Regions from separate parts of the Homo sapiens genome. Here region 2 is linked to region 1. Evidence: read pairs that join two places in POLR2A ChIA-PET (ENCODE). Cell type or tissue: PC-9. All regions are shown on one strand. Each heading gives the region's core, and the rest is flanking DNA. Links, peaks and the distances in the headings are about the cores only. Region 1 overlaps PPIL6 (peptidylprolyl isomerase like 6). Region 2 overlaps CEP57L1 (centrosomal protein 57 like 1).

Region 1 (5,385 bases), core at 182-5,181:
ACTTTTTGTATTTTTAGTAGAGACGGGGTTTTACCATGTTGGCCAGGATGGTCTCGATCTCTTTTTTTTTTTTTTTTTTTCCTGAGACGGAGTCTCACCCTGTCACCAAGTCTGTAGTGCAGTGGTGCGATCTCCGCTCACTGCAAGCTCCGCCTCCCGGGTTGACACCATTCTGCCTCAGTCTCCCAAGTAGCTGGGACTACAGGCGCCTGCCACCACGCCCGGCTAATTTTTTGTATTTTTTTTAGTAGAGATGAGGTTTCACCGTGTTAGCCAGGATGGTCTCGATCGCTTGACCTCGTGATCGGCCCACCTCGGACTCCCAAAGTGCTTCTCTACTCTAACTTCTCAATGTCTTGAGTTTGTCCACTTATCACCTGCTCATCTGTACTGCTGATGCTTTAGAGCAGGACTTCATTTATGGCCTGTTATAACCATAGCTTCTTAAGTGGTCTTGCTACTTCCTTTTCATTCTTTGCCAATTCATTCCTCACTTCTGCTAAAGAGATTTTTTCTTCAAAATGAGAAGCTGGTTATGTCGCTCACAATGTAAAATTCTCCCATGGCCCCCATCACCTTTGCGTGAGGTTCCTGCTCAGCAGCATGGCACCCGCAGTCCATTGGGAGTTGGACCCTTGCTGACCCTCTTATCCGGCCTCCACCCTTTCCATTCTCCCCTAAGTACCAAGCTCTGCCCAGAACAGATGACTTGTAGATAAGATGCTCTCTTACTCCTCAGGGCCTCTCTGCGAAACCTCTTCACTCTTCCTAAAACTGATTTGACTCATTGTGATTTCTAGCTTCTCTATCTGGCTAACTTCTACGTGACATTTCACTCCTCAGCTCACCTTCTCATGAAACTTTCCATGACCCCCTCCCACCTTACAAGTCTCTTAAAATGAAATAATTCCCCCTCCCCCAAACCCCTTCTACAATGGGTGCACGTGAATGGAGAGCTTACAGGCTTGTTTTGTGATATTCTTTCCCTATGAGCCCACTGGGCCAGCCATGCTCTGTGGATTGCTACAGTCTTTCCTGAAGGACATTCCCAGTGTCATCCATCTGAGAGAGCGGCAGGTTCATGTACCTGGAAACTGGGCTTGGAAGGAGTGCCTGTCTTGGATCAGAGAGGAATATTCTTTATCTCTCTGGACCTTGCTAACCATGTCTGGGCTTCCAAAAGCTCAGACACACCTGGGGATACTGAGAGATGATAGGGAAGAGGCAGCCCTACAACTGGGAAGGAAGGTATCCCTGAAGGAGTTCTATTTCATTAGTTTAACTAGATTATCTAGTTGCCTATTATGTTTTACATTTCTGCTTCTCCCTTAGCACTCTGTAAGGTCTTATTTAAATATTCCAGCCCAGCCCCAACTGTGATTTGGAGACTTTGTTTTTAATTTGGAGATTTAAGGAATACACTGAGATCATACTTGAGGCAGAATAGCAGAATAGAAGGAGGGCAGTGCCTCCCTGAGGACAGAGTGGTGATAACAAAAATTAGAGATTTCTCCAAGAGGAAGGTGGATCATAGAGAACAGGAACCATCAAAAGGAGACCGAGTGCTCTCCACTCCATTGCCGCCCTGTAACGCTCTGTGTTCGCTTTGGTGAAGGGAGTTGGAGGGTGTTTTCTTACCCATCTCCCAATGCACCCTGTACACAGTTTGCATGGCCCATGTCTCACTGTCACATAGCTATTGGCTATTTGACCTTGTTTTCATAACATACTCTAAGCTCGCTGAAGAGCAGGGATTGTACCTTGTCGCTCTTTTTCCCCAGCACTGAGTACCATGAATGGCATACTGCAGGTGCCTAAAGAAATTCTGCTTGAATGAGTTGGGAAAACAGCAGAAGTGAAGGCTGAACAAAGGATGTGGGGCCAGAGGACCTGGAATGCCACTCTAGACTTCAGGCTGTGCAGATGTGGAGGTGGTAATGGAGGCACTAAATGTTTTAAAGTAGTCATGTTTGTGTTTGAGAAAGGTACCTTTAGCTGAGATATAAAAGATCACCAGGAAGTTGGTAGAGGACAGAGACTGTCAGCAACATGACAGAGATTTAAATGGTCCAAGAAATGTTATTTGGATTTAAATGATTCAAGAAATGTTATTTGGATTTAAAACTTTTTTTTTTTTTTTTAAATGGTGTCTCACCCTGTCGTCAGACTGGAGTGCAGTGGTGCGATCTCGGCTCACTGCAACCTCCCCCTGCTGGGTTCAAGCAATTCTCCTGCCTCAGCCTCCTGAGTAGCTGGGACTACAGGTGTGTGCCACCATGCCCAGCTAATTTTTGTATTTTTAGGAGAGATGGGGTTTCACCATGTTGGCCAGGATGGTCTTGAACTCCTGACCTCATGATCTACCCGCCTTGGCCTCCCAAAGTGCTGGGATTACAGGCGTGAGCCACCGCGTCCAGCCTTAAAACTAATTTAATAATGCATTTTCGAAATCAGAATACAATTTATTGGGGACCAGGGAAAACTTAAGACAAGTCATTGTTTTACGTTATGCATCTATTAATGTAATGTTATCTCTTTAAAGATATCCTATGGATGAAAATACACTTTCTATTTTTTCAACCTGGAAGTATCACAGAAAGCATTACACTAAAGGAATTACTGTGGTTAAAATGAACACTGGCATGACATTCCAGGTGCTGGAGAGTCAATAATTATCCCTATGGAGTGGGTGGAATAAATCTAACAGTTATTCAGAAAAATACAAACACTTTACATTATCTCAGGGAAGAAGAAGTAAGCCCTGCCTCATATTCACTCAGTAATTAAAGAGAGAGATGAAACACTGGAGTGATGAAAAGTATTTCTATCATCCATTTTAGGTCCACATGGCTTTAAGCATCTTGCTAATAATATTCTAATAATAACTATTACCTGTGATGTTTTCATATTTAAAATCGTTCAGTAAAAAAAGTTATATGTAACTTGAATAGTTTTCATCTACCTCTTCATGATGTCCATGGACAATTATTGAAATGACTTCACCTCTTCACTTCTACATATTAGTATATTATTAAGCACTGTGGTATGATTCATAGTAATAAAGAATTGATAATATCCTTAAGGCTGAAGATTTGATAGATGGATAGATAGAGACACAGAAAGAACATTATTGTGACTATGCCTAAATGGTTTCTGTTTTTATTTTTTTATTTTGTCTTATATATTTTTTGAGGTAGGGTCTCATTCTGTTGCCCAGGCTGGAGTGCAGTGGCACAATCATGGCTCCCAGGCTCAAGCAATCCTCCCACCGAAACTTCTTCAGTAGCTGGGACTACAGGCACACACCACCACACCCAGCTAATTTTTATTTATTTATTTATTTATTTATTTATTTAAGACAGAGTCTTGCTCTGTCGCCCAGGATGGAGTGCAGTGGCACGATCTCGGCTCACTGCAACCTCTGCCTCCTGGGTTCAAGCAATTATCCTGCCTCAGCCTCCCGAGTAGCCGGGACTACAGGTGCATGCCACCACGCCTGGCTAATTTTTTGTATTTTTAGTGGAGATGGGGTTTCGCCATGTTGGCCAGGCTGGTCTGGAACTTCTGCCCTCGAGTGATCTGCCTGCCTCAGCCTCCCAAAGTGCTGGGATTACAGGTGTGAGCCACTGCACCCGGCCTATTTATTTATTTTTGAGACAGAGTCTTGCTGTGTCACCCCGGCTGGAGTGCAGTGGCATGATCTTGGCTCACTGCAACCACCTCCCAGGTTCATGTGATTCTCCTGCCTCAGCCTCCGGAGTGGCTGGAATTACAGGCACATGCCATCATGCCTGACTAATTTTTGTATTTTTAGTAGAGACGGGGTTTTACCATGTTGGGCAGGCTGCTCTGGAACTCCTGGCCTTAAGTAATTCACCTGCCTTGGCCTGCCAAAGTGCTGAGATTACAGGCATGAGCCACCATGCCAAGCCAGATAATTTTTAATCTTTTTGTAGAGATGGGGTCTCGCTATGTTGCCCAGGCTGGTCTTGAACTCCTGGGCTCAAGCAATCTCCCACCTCAGCCTCCAAAAGTGCTGGGATTATATGCCTGAGCCACTGTGTCTGGCCAGTTTCTGTGTTTTTATAGATAGCAAACTTCTTGCAAAATATTTCTTAAATACTTTTGTCTCTATTTGTATTATTTTTGCATTTAAGCCCTATTTTTAGCTACCTATACACTATATACAATACTTATCCAAATATTTTTAAATGACATTTTTACAGGTGTGAATATTATATAAATAGATCTACAATATACATACCCAAAAGCCACAAATTTTCTATCTAGATAAGGAGTTGCTTGCAGTGTGATATAGAATTGTGACCCGTTGCTGTGACGGCCTTTGTTGGCCATTCCAAGTACTCCTCTTTTATTATGAGGAACTGAAAAGTTTTCATCTAGGAAAGACAATAATCAGTAGGTCATTAGCACATTTCTATTATCTCAATTTATTGTAACATATAAGGAACAAATAGAACCCTTGGTAACACTCTCAATCATATTTATCAATGGATTCCAAATTGTAAATATTCTATTCATTTCAAATTATTTTCAAACATGCAAATGGGCTGTTTAAAAAAACCTGTAAAACCTTATTAGAACTATTGGAACATTCAGCTTTAGTTTGTCTTTACCATAAACAAGTGTGCTAAGAAAATTAATAATGTACAAGGAAATATATACAGTATTCTAATCAAGAATAAAGGTCAGCAAACTTTCTCGTGCTGTTTTGGTATTTCTTTCAAACTACCACCATACTCATTAAAAACACCTCCTCTGAGAAGTCTTTTGTGGACCTGACCTTTCCCCCGAACCCCCCAAGCATCTTACACATCGTTCTTGGACAGTCCTTATAACACTCGATGTAATTATTGGTTTACATGGCATTTCTTCTCTAGTAGGTGAAGGCAGGAACCTTGTCTCCTCATGGCTTTAGCTCCAGGCTTCTCAGCACATTAATTGGCATAAATGTGGCCCTAAATGTTTGGGCAGATTTCCATTCCATGTACTTTCCCATTCCATGTAGTTTAAAAATGTTGATGATGAAAGGAAATTAATTGTTTATTTTTAGTGATCTTCAAATAAAATTTTTTTTTTGTTTTTTGAGAGGGAGTCTCGCTCTGTCGCCCAGGCTGGAGTGCAGTGGTGCGATCTCAGCTCACTGCAAGCTCCGCCTCCCGGGTTCACGCCATTCTCCTGCCTCAGCCTCCCGAGTAGCTGGGACTACAGGCGCCCGCCACCATGCCCGGCTAATTTTTTTTTTTTTTTTTTTTTTTGTATTTTTAGTAGAGACAGGGTTTCACTGTGTTGGCCAGGATGGTCTCAATCTCCTGACCTCATGATCCGCCTGCCTCGGCCTCCCAAACTGCTGGGATTACAGGC
Region 2 (5,385 bases), core at 138-5,137, 230 kb before region 1:
AAAAAAAAAAAAAAAAAAAAAGATCAGAGTGCATCACACATAATTAAGGTAGCTTATGTTTTGTGAAACTTTGTGAGTACGGGTTGTCATTTTTAATGTAGCCCTAAATGTTTTTTAGGGAAGAAAAAGTTGGCTTTTAATAAGTATTCAGTGAGAATGAATTTGAAGGGTGTGGAGAAAAGTGGAATAGCCAATTTAAAATAGGAATACTCCCAAGTCCCCTGTTATGGATGTGCCAATCTATTGTTTATCCCAGAAATATTGTTTCATGTGTTTTACAGATAACAAGTCTCATTTTAATCAATACTGTTGCATTTCCTGGTCTATAGAATACAATTTTCAAACACTAGCCAACTTACCTTAGAGAAATACTGGTTTTCTAATGTGGGCAAATAAATACATTCAGTATGAATCCCTTAACAAAATGACCTCATTATGCTACCTCTTGGTAAAATCTAACCAAGCATGAGTCTTATGATTAAGAAAGAAATTTGCTCTGTAGGTGCTTCAGACAGTTTTACAACCAATAAGAATGTGAGATTTGTCGGAGAAAAACTATCTGCATGTCTCCAATCTGAAGAGAGCAAAGATCTGTTATTTGACAAACCCTATTTTTCCGAGCATCAACAGTCAGTGGCACCATGAAAATTAAAAACCTGATAATACCACCAATGTAGTACTCTTTAAAAACATGTCATCTTACTCAGCAATCAACCTGATTGAATATTTTAAAATGAATAAGTGGATAAATATCTTACCTGAAAGATAGCTTCATTAAATAAACTAACTCCTGAGAGGATTTCTTTGGCCTTTAATATCCTATTTAATAGATTTCTTATAACCATATCAGCAAAGCCACTCTGCTCTGGACAATGGTCAGAAGGTAGGAAGAAGTGTTATAGGGTAATGAGCAATAATAAGGCCACCAAATATAATCCCATTGTAATGGGATTCTACCCACTTGTAGAAGTTTATTCACCACTACAAATTACTAAAGTTAACCTAAACAATTAAAGAAAGAAATCTTAGTCTTTAAGAACAGAGGATTGTAAAGTGAGCCAGACCTTCCAATCAGCTAAAATAATGTAAAATAATGTACTTTTCAACCTGACTTGGCTTAATGTAGTTAAGTAAATTTTAGGATAGGTTCTAAAAAACCTTGAGAGGCATTTTGTTGTTGTTGTTGTTGTTGTTAGTTTGCCTTAAAGTTAAATGTACATTGACCTTTGGTATTTCTTAGAAAAACCTGTTACTGAACCTAGTACAGAATGTGAATCATTTCATGCCTGAAATACAAGATTGATGTTTACAGGGCAATTGTCCAGAATCTTGCTGAATTGGAAAGTATTTCACTCTTCATCACTGTAGATCCGTTTAACTTTACAAATGTGTTATTTAAAACATAAACCATTTTGGTGCACAGGAAACCCACTTAAAATTAAATTTTAAAAAGCTCTCGAGAAGTCTGTGGAACATTTATGGTTTTATAACTTACAATTTCTAGCAAAAGTATCTTTAATATCTTACAAAATATTTTCAGAGATAGCTTATCCAAAATATGTAATACATGTGAGAGAATAGCACTGTTGAAATGCTTGAACACATAAAAAGCATTATTGCCTTCATTTTCCCTGAAATGAACCAAGCTACCAATTTAAAGCTGGGAAAGTCAGTACCAGAGTTAAAAACAAGTTACTTTAAAGATATCTGCTTTTACTTTAATCTAAAAAATAATTGATTTTTTAAAAAACTTATTCTATTTTATGTATATAACTTCTCCTTTATAAGCTTAGAAAAATTTATATCAGTATTACATTCTTGATTCTCTCAAGGTATGATTTAAATGGTGGACACTTAAGCCAAAATTTCAAACAGGTTCTTTTTTCTTTGTTCTTTTACAGAATGGCTCTCAAGTCGAAAGAGGGCTGTGCCTTTGGTGTTTGGGTATGATATATTTGCCTGTGATTTCTCATTCTCAGAGCATTCCCATAAATAATGCCACAAAGTAGAGTTTGATTTTTTTTTTTTTGAGACGGAGTTTCGCTCTTGTTGCCCAAGCTGGAGTGCAATGGCGCGATCTCAGCTCACTGCAACCTCCGCCTCCCAGGTTCAAGCGATTCTTCTGCCTCAGCCTCCCAAGTAGCTGGGATTACAGGCATGCGTCACCACACCCGGCTGTTTTTTTTTTTCGCATTTTTAATAGAAACGGGGTTTCACCGTGTTAGCCAGGCTGGTCTCGAACTCCTGACCTTAGGTGAACTGCCCGCCTCAGCCTCCCAAAGTGCTGGGATTACAGGTGTGAGCCACCGCGCCCTGCCTAGAGTTTGATTCTCTTAAACCGTTCTACTAAAATACTATCAGTTTAAACTACCATCTACAGAAATAAAAAACATAAACCACTAAAAGATTAAAGCATTTAGGAGTTTATATGCAAAGAAGTCTTGCAAGGGAGTACAAGCTTTAGGAGGACAGGCTTATCAAATTAAAAAATGAAAAAACCTACAAAATTACCAAAGTCACCAAGTTTAGTTATTCTTTTCATGGTGGAAAACAGTTTCCTCAGATAATCATCATATCAGAGGTCATCATGTATCCTTAGATATCAGCATTGCCAAGACCAGGGATATAGTTATTAGTAATTTACAGGAAAGGCTCAAGGTTTCATTTACATGGGAAATGAGAACTAGACAGTGTGGTGACTGTTTTTGTTGTTAACCTTACCTCAGTGTTTTATCTCGGGTGGTCCCCAAGACCACCTTCAGGATCAGTGATTCACTGGAGGGACTCACAGAACTCAGAAAAGCTGTTAAGTTATGGTTATGGTATATTATAGCAAAAGAATATATATTAAAATCAGCAGCTGAAAAAAGGCACATAGGGCAAAGTCTGGGGGACACCAGGCACAAGCTTCCAGTTGTCCTTCACCTGTGAAGTCATGTAGACAGACCATAATTCTCTCAGCAGACAGACCATAATTCTCTCAGCAACAATGTGTGACAACATTCTTGGAGAATTGCTAACCAGGGAAGCTCCACCAAGCCTTGGTGTCCAGATTTTTTCTTGAGGGTTGGTCACGTAGGCATAGCATGACTGATAGCCCATGTGGCTGACCTTCAGTTTTCAGCCCCTCCAAAGATGGAGCTGATACTACATGGCCTAAGGACTTCACCATTAATCACATTGTTAGCTTAGACTACCTGGTATGGCCTAAGGCCCCCAAGTAAATTAAAACATTCATATCAGGCAGGATAGTCCAAGGACTTAGAGGTTATCTTGAATCTGGACACAGGACAAACATTTCTTTGGAATGTGAAAAGTTTACACAATCAAGACTTGCTATGTTGATCCTTTACTGCGGTATTGTTTTTTGTTTTCTGACCCAAAAGTGATGTGCATTGCTTACCTATCATGGCCTCTGGTTAAGGTGTCAGTCTTGCCTCCAAATTTCCTCCTAAAGCATGGAATTGGCCATAAATTTGCTTAGTGATTTTCTGATTTAGTATCATTAGTTTGATGACTAGTTTTATTATGTGAGTGTGATAAAAGGTTACGCTTAGTATACAAAGACCTTCTTATAAGTCTAGTTAATAAAACTAGGGCCATGTGTTACTACAACATAGGAGTTAACTTTGTCTGGAGGCTTTTTCAAGCCCAAGAGGTTGTCATTTCTTTATGTGTAAGATACTGCCCACATACTATACTGAAGTCAGGAACCAAGAACCGGTCAATTTACCTCAGCCAAGTTGCTTGGACTGCTTTGCTTAATAATGGGTTTGCCATATCTACTTTAATGAGATGTGTGGCATGGTGATGGTTACAAAAGTGATTTGTTAATTATTGCCTGGTAGGAAGGAGAACATGTTTTTTTTGAACCTATGCAAATAGCCACATGTCTGTGAAAAGTAAAGGGATACTTTTGTGTAATATTTAACCATGTATACCATTGTTTGTGTACTTTTTAATTGTGTCATTTTCTACAGTATTATTTTTGCATTTTCCTGACACTGTATTACTTACAAGTTATATTAATAATTTTTATTAATTTTTTTCCTGAATCCTAAAAGGTCAGTTGGAACATGAGACCATTTAAAGAATATTATTTCCTTCCAGTTTATTCAAGGGTGGCCTATTGAGAGTTTGAGATAAAGAAGAAAGGAATCTTTCCTTTCCTTCCCCCTCAGCCCGCCCCCTACCTTTCTTTTTTTTTTTTTTTTCTTTTCAGGGTCTTGTTCTGTCACCCAGGCTGGAGTGGAGTGAATGCAATCAAAGCTCACTGCAACCTCAAACTCTTGGGCTTAAGCAGTCCTCCTGCCTCTGCCTCCCAAGTAGCTGGGACTACAGGTGCATGCCACCACACCTGGCTAATTAAAAAAAAAAAAAAATTTTTTTTTTTGAGGAGACGCGGTCTCACTTTGCTGCCCAGGCTGGTCTCAAACTCTGGGCTCAAGCAATCCTTCCACCTCAGCCTCCCAAAGCTCTGGGATTACAGGCATGAGCCACTGTGCCCGGCAGAATTTTTCTGTGTCCATTAGAAATAGAAATCAGTCACATGCTATGATTTCAATATGTCACTCAAAAGCCATGTGTTGGGGCTGAACGTAGTGGCTCACGCCTATAATCCCAGCACTTTGGGAGGCAAAGGAAGGTGGATCACTTGAGGTCAGGAGTTTGAGACCAGCCTCCAACATGGTGAAACCCCGTCTCTACTAAAAAAAAAAAAAAAATTAGCTGGGTGTGGTGGCATGCACCTGTAGTCTCAGCTACTCATCAGGCTGAGGCAGGAGAATCGCTTGAACCCAGGAGACAGAGGGTGCAGTGAGCCGAGATCATGCCATTGCACTCCAGCCTGAGCCATAGAGTGAGTCTTGGTCTCAAAAAAAAAAAAAAACCTTGTGTTGGAAACCATCTCCAATGAAGCAGTGTTAGGAGATAGGGCCTAATGGATATAAATTACAGTGTCTAAGATGGATACTTTACTCTTTTCTTTTGAGAAGGGAGAGAGTATGTTATGCACTGAGAACTTTTCAGATTTCTTGCAGAGGTCATAATGTTCCAGACAAGCTGGCAGCAATCATTCCCATCCCATCACAGATCCAGGCTTATTTGTAGAATGGTTACACAAACCAAGCAAAACCTTCTGTAAAGTTTCTACCCTTTGCTCTAAAGTTACATAAAAACAATTTCCAAGTTTGTTCACTGTGTATATTTTGTTCTTTTTCATGGTAGATTTGTCTGTTGGAGTTAGATATCCCTAAATAGTGTGTTCAAATGATGTTTTTTTCTGACTGTTCAATCTCCAGCATATTTCTGAGGGAGAAAGGACATTGACTTTGGAGAAAGAAAGCTGTGTAATTACAAATGGACTATTACAAAGAACTATGCCTT

Evidence for each region. ChIA-PET counts read pairs that join two places held together with the same protein. Peaks named below come from ENCODE experiments on the same cell type or tissue, not always from the same donor. Only the 100,000 strongest peaks of a DNase experiment are listed, where the experiment ranks them.
Region 2: POLR2A ChIA-PET joins it to region 1 with 5 read pairs; 26 of 35 experiments call an interaction of 5 or more read pairs at or near these places.

What each region holds. Positions count from the first base shown.
Region 1 is chr6:109,395,771-109,401,155 of GRCh38, forward strand. PPIL6 (peptidylprolyl isomerase like 6) reads right to left here. Exons shown (of 8, transcript NM_173672.5): 7 at 4,265-4,400. Among named protein-coding and RNA genes, the nearest start is that of CD164, 16 kb to the left of the region's middle. RefSeq lists a silencer at 1,376-1,670. In PC-9, for the core only: CTCF peaks have their summits at 1,474 and 1,674; no DNase peak of the experiment used is centred there.
Region 2 is chr6:109,169,227-109,174,611 of GRCh38, forward strand. It overlaps CEP57L1 (centrosomal protein 57 like 1), which reads left to right. Exons shown (of 11, transcript NM_001271852.3): 11 at 1-5,192. It also overlaps the pseudogene CCDC162P. Among named protein-coding and RNA genes, the nearest start is that of CEP57L1, 76 kb to the left of the region's middle. In PC-9, for the core only: no CTCF peak of the experiment used is centred there; a DNase peak (open chromatin) is centred at 3,125; H3K27ac peaks cover 923 bases.